Regions from separate parts of the Mus musculus genome. Here region 2 is linked to region 1. Evidence: chromatin contacts called from ENCODE POLR2A ChIA-PET data. All regions are on one chromosome and are shown on one strand. The core of a region is the stretch at or near the end of the contact, and the rest is flanking DNA. Distances in the headings are between cores, read along the strand shown.

Evidence for each region. ChIA-PET counts read pairs that join two places held with the same protein, here RNA polymerase II (POLR2A).
Region 2: POLR2A ChIA-PET joins it to region 1 with 29 read pairs in embryonic stem cell. The contact joins the promoter of Mirc35hg here to the enhancer-like site in region 1. POLR2A ChIA-PET finds 5 or more read pairs at or near these places in 3 of 5 experiments (Patski and embryonic stem cell).

What each region holds. Positions count from the first base shown.
Region 1 is chr6:30,024,408-30,030,067 of GRCm38, forward strand. No RefSeq gene overlaps it. Among named protein-coding and RNA genes, the nearest start is that of Nrf1, 21 kb to the right of the region's middle. Within about 2 kb of position 2,469, at least 1 of the 3 ENCODE cell types and tissues checked has a DNase peak (open chromatin) inside an H3K27ac peak, as active enhancers do.
Region 2 is chr6:30,171,169-30,176,828 of GRCm38, forward strand. It overlaps Mirc35hg (microRNA cluster 35, host gene), which reads right to left and starts at 2,957. Exons shown (of 2, transcript NR_126540.1): 1 at 2,512-2,957. BB283400 (expressed sequence BB283400) reads left to right here and starts at 5,455. Exons shown (of 1, transcript NR_038124.1): 1 at 5,455-5,660.

The DNA.
Region 1 (5,660 bases), core at 1,219-3,718:
TCTCATAAAGATAAAAAAAATTGTGTGGTTTTCAAAACAGGGTTTCTCTGTTTTCCTGGAACTCACTCTGTTCACCAGGCTGGCCTTGCTTGAACTCACAGTAATCCACCTGCCTTTCTGCCTCTGCCTCTGCCTCTGCCTCTGCCTCTGCCTCTGCCTCTGCCTCTGCCTCTGCCCTCTGCCCTCTGCCCTCTGCCCTCTGCCCTCTGCCCTCTGCCCTCTGCCCTCTGCCCTCTGCCCTCTGCCCTCTGCCCTCTGCCCTCTGCCCTCCTGCCCTCTGCCCTCTGCCCCTCTGCCTCTGCCTCTGCCTCTGCCTCTGCCCTCTGCCTCTGCCCTCTGCCTCTGCCTCTGCCTCTGCCCTCTGCCTCTGCCTCTGCCTCTGCCTCTGCCCTCTGCCTCTGCCCTCTGCCTCTGCCCTCTGCCTCTGCCCTCTGCCTCTGCCTCTGCCCTCTGCCTCTGCCTCTGCCCTCTGCCCTCTGCCCTCTGCCTCTGCCTCTGCCTCTGCCCTCTGCCTCTGCCTCTGCCCTCTGCCTCTGCCTCTGCCTGCCTCCTCTGCCTCTGCCTCTGCCCTCTGCCTCTGCCTCTGCCTGCCTCCTCTGCCTCTGCCTCTGCCTCTGCCTCTGCCCTCTGCTTGCCTCCTCTGCCTCTGCCTCTGCCTCTGCCTCTGCCTCTGCCTCTGCCTGCCTCCTCTGCCTCTGCCTCTGCCTCTGCCTCTGCCTCTGCCTGCCTCCTCTGCCTCTGCCTCTGCCTCTGCCTGCCTCCTCTGCCTCTGCCCTCTGCCTCTGCCTCTGCCTCTGCCTCTGCCCTCTGCCTCTGCCTCTGCCTGCCTCCTCTGCCTCTGCCTCTGCCTCTGCCTCTGCCTCTGCTTGCCTCCTCTGCCTCTGCCTCTGCCTCTGCCTCTGCCTCTGCCTCTGCCTGCCTCCTCTGCCTCTGCCTCTGCCTCTGCCTCTGCCTCTGCCTGCCTCCTCTGCCTCTGCCTCTGCCTCTGCCTGCCTCCTCTGCCTCTGCCTCTGCCTCTGCCTCTGCCTCTGCCTCTGCCTCTCCCTCCTCTGCCTCTGCCTCTGCCTCTGCCTCTGCCTCTGCCTCTCCAGTGGCATGCACCACTATACCTGGTAAGAATTTTATTTTTACTTTATTATTTTTTAAAAGATTTATTTATTGTATGCATATGAGTACACTGTAGCTGTCTTCCAACACGCCAGAAGAGGGTATCAGATCTCATTACAGATGGTTGTGAGCCACCATGTGGTTGCTGGGAATTGAAATCAGGACCTCTGGAAAAGCAGTCAGTGCTCTTAACCGCTGAGCCATCTCTCCAGCCCCTATTTTATTTTATTTTTTTATTTTATTCTTTTGGTTTTTCGAGACAGGGTTTCTCTGTATAGCCCTGGCTGTCCTGGAACTCACTTTGTAGACCAGGCTGGCCTCAAACTCAGTCTGCCTGCCTCTGCCTCCCGAGTGCTGGGATTAAAGGCGTGCGCCACCACGCCTGGCTTTTCTTTTTTTTTTTTCTTTTTCTTTCTTTCTTTTTTTTTTAAATGTGTCTGTTTCCTGCATCTGTGTGAATGTATGCCATTGATGTGCTGGTGACCTCAGAGGCCAGAAGAAGGTGTTGAAATCCCGTGGAGCTGGTGTTAAGGGCAGTTTAGAACTGCTAAATGTAGTCGCTAGGAGCTGAATTCAGTTCTTCTGCAAGAATAGCAAGTGCTCTCAACTGCTGAACTATCTCTTCAGACCCTTTTATTTTCTAGATATGACTGTCTGTCTGTCTGTCTGACTCTCTCTCTTTCTCTCTCTCTCTCTCTCTCTCTCTCTCTCTCTACATATATATATATATATATATATATATATATATATATATATATATATATATATATATATACCACGTACATGTCTGCTGCCCTTAGTGGCCAGTGGAGAGAGTCAGATCCCCCTAGAACTAGAAGTACAGGTAGAAGTGAGCCACCATGTGTGTGCTAGGAATTGACTGACCCCGGATCCTCTATAGGAACAACTGCTAAGCTGTCTTTCCACCTGAGGGTTTTGTGTGTGTGTGTGTGTGTGTGTGTGTGTGTGCGTGCGTGTGTACACGTGTTATTTTGCTTTGCTTTTTGAGACAGGGTCTCCCTACAAAGCTCTGGCTGTCCTGGAGCTCTCAGTGTAGTCCAGACTAGCCTTGAACTCGCAGAGATCTGAGTGCTGGGTTTAAAGCCATACATCACCACACCCAACCTCAACCCCAGAATTTTATTACAGCAGGAACACTAACAGCTTGAACTGAGAGATAGGGTAAATGGGAAGAAGCCTAAGGGACCCCCAAAGTTTTTCTGCCAAGAAACAGATGGACGGACACAGTTGTAACTATCAGACACATTTCTGAAAGGGGGAAAACACTAAAACTAAAACCAGCGGGTGCGTGACTTAAGAGGAAATGGAGCCCGAGGCCATAGGGTGGGGCCTGGAGCCGGACAGGAAGTACTCCAGCCTGGAAACAAGTTTGTCTGAGTGGAGCTAGAATCTGAGTGCAGTGAAGGAATCCTTTCTCCTTCCTCCTCGCCTCTAAGCCCCACCCGCTTCATAGCAACTTTCCCCGAGCCCAGGCCCGCCTTCCTCTCAGTAGTTACTTGACTGACAATGACTTTGATCTTTTGATTACTTTGCCTCCCCCTCTGGAATTTCAAGCATTGCCACCATGCCTACTTTTATGCTGTTGTAGGGTTGGAACACGGGGCGGGGTGTAGTAGGGTTGTAGCCCAGGCTGACCTTGACCTCCAAACAATCTTTTTTTCCTCAGTTTTCCAAGTGCTGGGATTACAGACACCCACGGCTACACACAGGTTCTGACTGTTTTTTCTAAAGTAAAAATTCATGATAACTAAGGAGCTGAGGGCAGGCACATCCCTATAATCCCATCACGCAGGAGATGGGGTCAGAGGGCCACGGGAGTCTTGCCTGGTAATGAGTTTATAGCCTAGAATATATGAGACTGTCAAGAAAGAAACTAAGGCCGGGGGTGGTGCATGCCTTTAATCCCAGCACTCGGGAGGCAGAGGCAGGTGGATTTCTGAGTTCGAGGCCAGCCTGGTCTACAAAGTGAGTTCCAGGACAGCCAGGGCTATACAGAGAAACCCTGTCTCGAAAAAGAAAGAAAGAGAGAGAGAGAGAGAGAGAGAGAGAGAGAGAGAGAGAGAGAGAGAAAGGAAGGAAGGAAGAAAGAAACTAAGGATGGGGACGTGGGGAGAGAGAAGAGAAAGATCAAGATAAACTGAATGATACAGAATCTGACATTAGAGCCATCCCAGGAACGTCCACGTGGTGGTTGGGATGGAGCTGGGAAATGTCCAGTAGAGCTGTCCTATACCATTCCCTTGGATTCCCACTTGCTCCTCTGATGGAAACTGTATCCTCTCTTCTGTTAACCTGCTTGGTGAAAACTGCTGTGAGCTAGCATCAAAATCTAAGCAATTTAAGGCAGCTTGCCCTTGCCAGGGGTAATGTGCGCAGGGTTTTTGGTTTGGTTTGGTTTCGATTTTTGCATCCTTATCATCATTGGGGGGGGACGGGACTTTTTCTGGCAGTACATTCAGCGGCTCAATGGAAAAGATGCTGTGAATGTCAGCGAGGAGAAATGACTTCAGACCCAGTGTCCCGTCCTTGTGAACCTCACATGCTGGTTCACTCTTATATTTTTGTTTTTTTAAGATTTATTAATTATACATAAGTACACTGTAGCTGTCTTCAGACACACCAGAAGAGAGCATCAGATCTCATTACAGGTGGTTGTGAGCCACCATGCAGTTGCTAGGATTTGAACTCAGGACCTCTGGAAGAGCAGTCAGTGCACTTAACAGCTGAGCCATCTCTCCAGCCCCTGGTTTATTCTTTTGTAGCAGAGACCTTTGTGAACTGACAAGGGGTTCTCTGGTTGCTATGGAGCTAACAAGCATACTGTTGCCTACTCCAGCTTTGTACATTTTCAGTCTGTTGTTGAGTAGTGGTTTCCTCTGGAGTGAATCAGTCCCTCCTGGAGCGGGGAGAAAGGAAATTTATAAGACTCAGGAAGCAAACACAATTTACAAGTCTTAGAAAGCTACTGAAACATCCACCCCCAACACACCCACCCACACCCAAAGTTGTATAAGCGGTAACAATTGCTTGGGAGAAGAGCCTACTGTGGGACTACCTACAGGTTGTGAGCTGTCACTCACGCAGGGGGTGGGCATTTTGGAGGTACAGCTGCCTTTGAGTCATCCTTCCTGCTCCAAGTAAACTGTCAGCCACACCCTTGTGAATCCGTAATCTCATTGCTTTATTCAGCTAGTCTCTGGCAGAACAGACAATTGTTCTAGTCTCCCAGAAAGAGTCACACAGTTCTACATCCTCAAAAGAACTCGGTAAGATTTAGCACCTTCCTTGTGGGACCATTACTTTCTTGGCTGTACTTTAATGACGATAGCTGTAGGTAAAAGCCAGAGTCGGAGCTAGGAATTGTTTTACCATAGCTAGGCCCACAGTAGGTGCCTACTAAGTTGTTTCCCAGATAACAATAACATGAAAGCAGTACAACTCTTCCTTCCTTGTTCCAGGATCCCCCATGAATCCTAAACTCTACAAGAGGCTCTCAAATCCCTTTTAGAAAATGGTTCAAAGTGGTTCTAAGACCTGCCATATCCTCCCATACACTTCGAATCATCTCTAGATTACTTATTGTGGTAGTTTGAATGAAATGTGGAGGTGGGCTCTGAGCGGTCAAAGCCTCTGGCGACCCCCACTATGCTTTCTCTGCCTCCAGGTTGTAGCTTGAGGTGTGAACTCTCTGGTCTCAGCTCTCAGATCCAGTCACCAGGCCTGCCTGCTGCCATGCTTCCCCCACCGTGATGTTGATGGAGTCTCTTCTTTTAAAAAAAATGTATTAGTTTTATTCTGTGTTTTGCCTGCATGTGTGTAACTGCACTGTGTGCATGCAGTGCCTTAGGAGGCAAGAATAAGGCCTCAAAGGGCCTGAACCTGGAGTTACAGAGAGTTGAGAGTCAACAAGTAGGTGTTGGGAGCTAAATCCAGGTCCTCTGTGTGCTCTGACCTGCTAAGCCATCTCTCCAGCTCTAGGGATGAGCTGTTGGCTCTCTAGAACCAGAAGCCCAAAGAAACCTTTCCTTCTGTAAGTTGCCTTGGTTATAATATTTTATTACGACAGAAAATTACCATGTACAATCCCTAATACAAGGCAAATGCTGTAGAGAGTAGTCAGACTGTGCATTTTGGACAATAATGAGCCAGAAAAGTACATATGTTCAGTACAGATGCACATTTTATTTTTTCTGCGTATTTTGATCCACCATTGATTGAATCCAAAAAGGAAGAAGCCAGAGATACAGAGGTGGACGGGACTCCTTTCTGCTCTCTAGGAAAAGCCTATGCATGCCGTCCATTAATGAAACTCATCTCTATGGTGAGTTCATTCAGGAGGTGAAGGGTGACTCTGGCCAGGATTTTTGCTTAGGCACCCGGTCTCAAAACTACAAAACTACTAGTTAGGGGTGAGGTCTATCCTACTTGAACCGGGAGACCAAGAATTGAGATCACTGTACCTTCAAAGCAAAGTAAGGGCTATGTGTCCCTTTATTCTTTTGTTTTGTTTTGTGTTTTTGTTTGTTTGTTTG
Region 2 (5,660 bases), core at 1,707-4,206, 150 kb after region 1:
GACACACTCAGGGTACCAATGTCCTCCTGAGAACTCAGTCTGGAGCACCCAGGAAGGAATGAAGCACCATAAGAGAATAGCCCTGTCGGATCAAGTGCCTGGCATGCCCGCCCTTTTGCCTACATCTTCCTCTTCTGTAACTGGAGGGGATGGAGAGCAGGAAACTGCTTACAGAGCCAAACACCCCTTCAGCATCCAGTTCTAGTCCGCTGAATGAGGCTCCTCCCTGCGCTGCCTTGCCCCTCCTAATTCAAATGCGGCAGGAAGAGAATGCTGCGGTACCCAGGCAGGGCCACACCCATGGCCACAGCCAGAGTCCACCCAACACACAGCAGAGCAGGAATACCTAGACCTTAGTTGAAGCAGAACCTGTCCTGGGTCAGAGGAAAATAGGCTCTCCTGAAACGGGGACAGTGGAGTTCTGCAAAAACAACCCTGGTATTCTACAACGGGGAGCCATGACGGGGCTTTGGCAGGACAGTCTCTTATGCTCTCTGTGTAGGTCAAAACCCTGACCTTGAGATTAAAGGCTAAGAAATTCCTCTTCTGACTGTGGGAAAAGGTTGTGTCCCAGCCTGGTAGGTGTGAACAATTAGAGCATCAGAGTTGGTGTGTAAGGAGGACTGGCAGGGGCACAGGATGTCCTCCTGGGTGAGTGTGTATCCTACATCCTCTGCCAGGTCTCCCTCCCCTAGCCCTACTCCCCTTAGGCATGTCTTGTCTCTTTGAAGAATCATCCCTCCCTTGGCCAGGTATTGGGGTCGGGGGTCTTTCCCTGGGCTCTTGCTCTGTAGTCAGACCTATATGTGCCTCTTCCCCCTGCCCCCCCCCCCCAGCCTACCATTCTCAGTACCAGAGCTCCCTAGAGGTGAGTGGTTCGGGTGGAGTCTTTAGGGATCTTTTGCTAACATTCAGCAACTGTCACCATCAACCCCTACACATCGAATCTAGAGTCTCTGTTGCGAATCTTCCCACCAGCGATTGGCCCAGCACGGATCACTTATATCTCCATCGAATGCTGCAAAGGCTGGGGCGGCTAGCCTCTCCACTAGCTCAGGGCGTGGCCCAGCCTCCTGGTTGGCTAGTGAAATCTTAGGAGCCCCTCAAGCTGCTTTTGATGCAGTCCAAGCTACCCAGGCATGCACCAAACTCGAGTGTGCTCAGCTGTGCACAGCACAAGCACGTTCCCAGGGCCACTGGACCCCGTTAATACTCCTAGTGGAAAATAAGAATAAACGAAATCCTCACAAGGGAGACTATTACAGTGAAATTGTTTCTTCTTTGTGTAATAATCTCCCACCCACTGACCCCCCTCACTGTTTGAAAGGGTGGCTAGAAGCCCTAAAGAAAACAAGTGGAGGATGAAAGGTGGGCTCGGTTTACTGGGTTTCTTAGAAGGCTTGATTGACCTCGGAACAGAAATCTAGAAACATGATGCCCAAGGTTTGTCTAGGCAGAGGGTGATGCAGGCTAGACTGACTGTGCACGGAGTCTCAGGGCGGACGTGTAACACAGGTACCTGGCTCAGTGTGAAAACTGGACTCTTAGTCCTCAGGAGGTTAGCCAGCAGGAAACCTAGAAGGCCCTGTCCTAACTATCTCTGACAGAGACGGCGCCCAATAGGGCACCCGCCCCCCATCTCTGTCCCTAATCTCCTAATCAGAATTGCATCCCTTGCGCTAGCAGATCTTTCTACTTAGTGTAGGGGTGCCAAGGATGAAGGAAGGGCTCAGCCTGTAGGGCTCCGCAGAACTGAGCGATCCCTGATGCCTGGGCTGCATCGCCACTGCCGGTAACTATTGGATACACCGACTAGTAAAACATCCGAGACATGTTCCGGGGGCAGGATTCTGGGGACCTGGGAGCAGCCCTTGCTAACCGAATTGGTTCGGACTCAGAACTGGTATCCGCTTGCTCCAGGCCGGAGGATACAGAAGGAAGGCAAGCTGAGTTCTTGGACCAGCTTTTCCCAGGGGACTGGGCGGGGCAGGCTCCGGGCCACGGAAGCGATAACCAACCTGCAGTGAAACCCTGAGAAGGGGCTGGAGAAACCAGCTCGACGCAGGAACGCTCCCCAGCCCGCGTCGCGGCCAGCCTCCCGGCCTTGCACTTCCTCCCAGGCCCAACAGGGCGGCGAAACTCCCGGGACCCCAGCCGAATTCCTCCGGGAGGCGACATTAGGGCGGGCAGCATCAGGCACCGAGCCAAACCCAACCTAGGCTCAAAATGCCCCCCGCTTTCTTCCCGCCCCGGGAACCGCACTGGATGCGGTGCACATGGTACTGAGGGCCCCGTCCCCTGGCACCTCGCCGGCATCCCCGCCAAAAGGCCAAGGAAGTCAGGAATTCACAGTGCCGCGTCATCCCCGAAGGCCACAGCCACGACGTGGCCTCTGCTTGCCCCTCCGGCCGCCCACAAAACTGGGTGCTAGAACTGTTGGCCCTCCGGCACCCGCTCCACCTTCTCCCTGGCCCAGCACTGGCTCCGCCCGGCCCCGCCCCGCACACTCACCTGCGCCGGCTCCGGGCTGGGCTCACCGCCGCCTCCCAGCTCTGCTCCGAGTCCACACCCGAGGAACTAGGCAAAAAAAGGGCCCTCGTTTGGAGCGGGCCCAATGGACAGAACTTGAGGCGTGCCCAGGTTGAGCCGAGAGCGGCGCCCCAAATCACCAGGACCTTGGCGGGAGGAGGTGGCGCCGGAGCGCGGAGCCCAGCGGGGGAACAAAGAGGAGCCGGGATGGGGCCGCGCGCTTCCTGGGTGTCGGGTGACAGGTCTGCAGGGGAAGGCCCCGGCCGAGCCACCTGAGGAGGAGCCTCTTCCACGCAGCAGGCGGGGTAGGGCTGAATGGTCACCGAGCCCCAGAGGCAGACGAAAGGGGTGCACCAGGTGTGACGATCGTGTTCAAGGAAGGAGGCTAGCAGGCTCCGGCGCCGAGACCCGGGGGCTCGACGGAGTGCAGAGATAATGACTCCGGGAGGGTTTTACCGCCCCCAGCGCCCCGCCCGCCCCCCGCGCCGCGCCATTGGCTCAGGTGCTGTGGGGCGGGGGAGGGACGGGAGGCGGACCGAAGATGATTCACCTTGAATGTTGCTCCGGTTGGTGCGCGTCGTAGGGCACGCCCGACCGGGACTGCGGATACGTCGCGAGCCCCGCCTGTTCGCCGAACCCAGCTGGGTTTGGCCCCTAAGGGGTCCCGCTGCCCACTCGCTGTTCTAGCCTCCTACCTTGGGCTGGGGTGCCGCCGGCCGAGGTGTGCCCCGATGCCCTACCATCCCACCTCCCTCTGAACCCCTTGCTAGCCAAGGTGTGTGTAGCACAGCAAACTTGGAAATCCGACTCTGGGCTGGGGGAGGGGAAGTGCGTTTGGAGGCCAGGAGTACTGTGGGACCACACTAGACGGTACTCTGCAGCCGGAGAACTGGCCACAGTCTGTTCTGCCTCGGTGGGAGCACCCTGGCCCGAAGGTAGAGAGTTGGAGTGGGCACCAGAGGCTCGCCACTCGTCCTAACCCACCTTTGCCTAGCCCTGAAGCCTCACAGGTGTCTGGCCGCCGCCGCCGCAGGGAACAAAGACCGCCTGTCCCGGAAGGGGGAGGGGAAGGGAAGCCACCCCCAGACCCCTTCCCATCTCCCTTCCTGCCCCTCCACTGCCGCAGTGGCTCCCCCGGGAGGGGGCGGGGCCATCTGGAACGAGGACGGGGATTAGATCCCTCGGAACCTTCTTAGCTAGGATGCCACCCCGGAGCCTCTGGGGAGGAGCAGAGTTAAGGTACACCCTAGCTGTCTCGTTTGAAGTGGCCTCTTCCTTCTCCCCAGCATCCTGAGACCAGAGAGTGCGCACATCCCCCTCCCCTGCTTTGAGCGCCCTCCCATTCCCTGCCGCGCCCGGCTGCCCCAGACGGCAACCACAGTTCAAAACCAGATTAAAATAAAACGTTAATCCGCCTTCCTCCCTTTTAGCTCCTAGTTCTCCCAATGAATCCGGGCAGGTCTGACCGCCTAGAAGCCTCTAAAACCGGGTGTGGGGGTGGGGTGGGGCTTAGCTGATGTTCCCACCAAACTAAAGGGCCCTTGCGCTGAGACTGAAAACCTTGAGCTCAAGCGAAGTAAATGGATTAGGGGAACCGAGCCCCTGGATTCCTCCCTCCCCTGCTGTCTGCCAGGGTCCGAGAATGACGCTGCAGATACGAACCCTTCTAGATACTCAGCTCCTGGGCAAGACCTGCTTCAGCCATGGATGTTACAGACAGATGGCTCCGGAGGCAAGACCCACCCCAAGGCAGGAAGGCCAGGACCCGCTTGTCCCTCTCCCAGCACAGTTGGGGATGGGACGTGATGCACCAGAACCGAACAGGAAGAGCAGGGCACGACCCGACAGACCTCAGGGGGGTGTGGTGACTCTACATTAACCCTCCCTGTCCCGCCTCCTTCCCTTTCCATCCCTGTGGCCCTGAACCTCACTGCCGGCCGGCATCTCCACTCACGCCCTACCTGGTCCCTAGGCCTGTCCGGCACCAGGCGGTCACAGCTCTGTGTGCTCGGACGCGCAGGCCACACCGGCTGCGAGTGACCCCCTAGTCCTGCCGCGCCCCTTTATAGCGTACGCCCCGCCCCCCCGCGCCTCGCCTGGGCCCATTCACCTGCTGTCGAGAACCAGACACCGCAGAACGGAAAGCTAGCCGCTCGGCTGCGGGGTCCCGCCGTCGGACTCGAAGGGCGGGGGCGCGGGTGAGATGGATCCGGTTTCTACCTTTCTTAAATGCTCTGTTGAAAGTCGAGACAGCCCCCGCCCAAGAGCCAGCGTCGCTTGCTGCCCGCGCAGCTCCCTTCTCACCCTGAGACCCCCCAGCCTCACTCTAGGAGGGGCCGTGAAATTGCACCCGCAAGGTCCTCATACATATTTTAGGTAGCAGGCTCGACCAGTAACTGGAGCTGGACCGGAGTGGTGAGGGGGCGGTCCCCAGGGACCCGATATCCCAGATCGCTTACAGCCCGGGGCTCCGGTCGGTGAAGAGCTCGGACGAACCCAGATCCTTACTTTGCTGGCCCGCCGAGTGTACCCAAGGCTGCATGCAAGTATCCTACCCTTCCAACTTGTGCCTACGAGCTGCGGTATTCCCCACCTACAGATACAGAGATCCCTCCCTTCCAGAGGACAACGACCCTCTCGGGCCAGAGCCGAGCTGTTAGAGACATGTAGTTTGCTTCCCGACCCTGGATCACGGTTTAGAAGGGGCCTTACTTACGCCTCACCCCACCCCCACGCCCCCACGCCCCCACGCCTACAAGATCTTGTGCTTAGGCTCTTGAACCTCAGAGCCTTACCTGGTCCCTAGGCCCGTGGGGTACTGAGTGGCCAGCACGCCCTGTGCCAGGCAGGGCACGTAGACTCAGCGTTCCTAGCATCTCTCAGCGTGTCCATTATTCTTCCCCAACCTCTGCCCTGTGCAATCTACCTAATCCCAACCTCTCACTCCCTCGTGTTAGCCCCAGTTGTGCCGAAAATGTTGAGTGAGGAGTTAGTCCTCAGGTTCCATCTCCCTTTCCACTAATATGTATCAGCCTCGGGGATAGGGTTGCTGTGCGGACTACAAGCCCCGAGACCAACCCACTTCTTGGGCTCTTAGGAACAGTGGGGGCCTCGTGCTTTCAGTTTGGTCC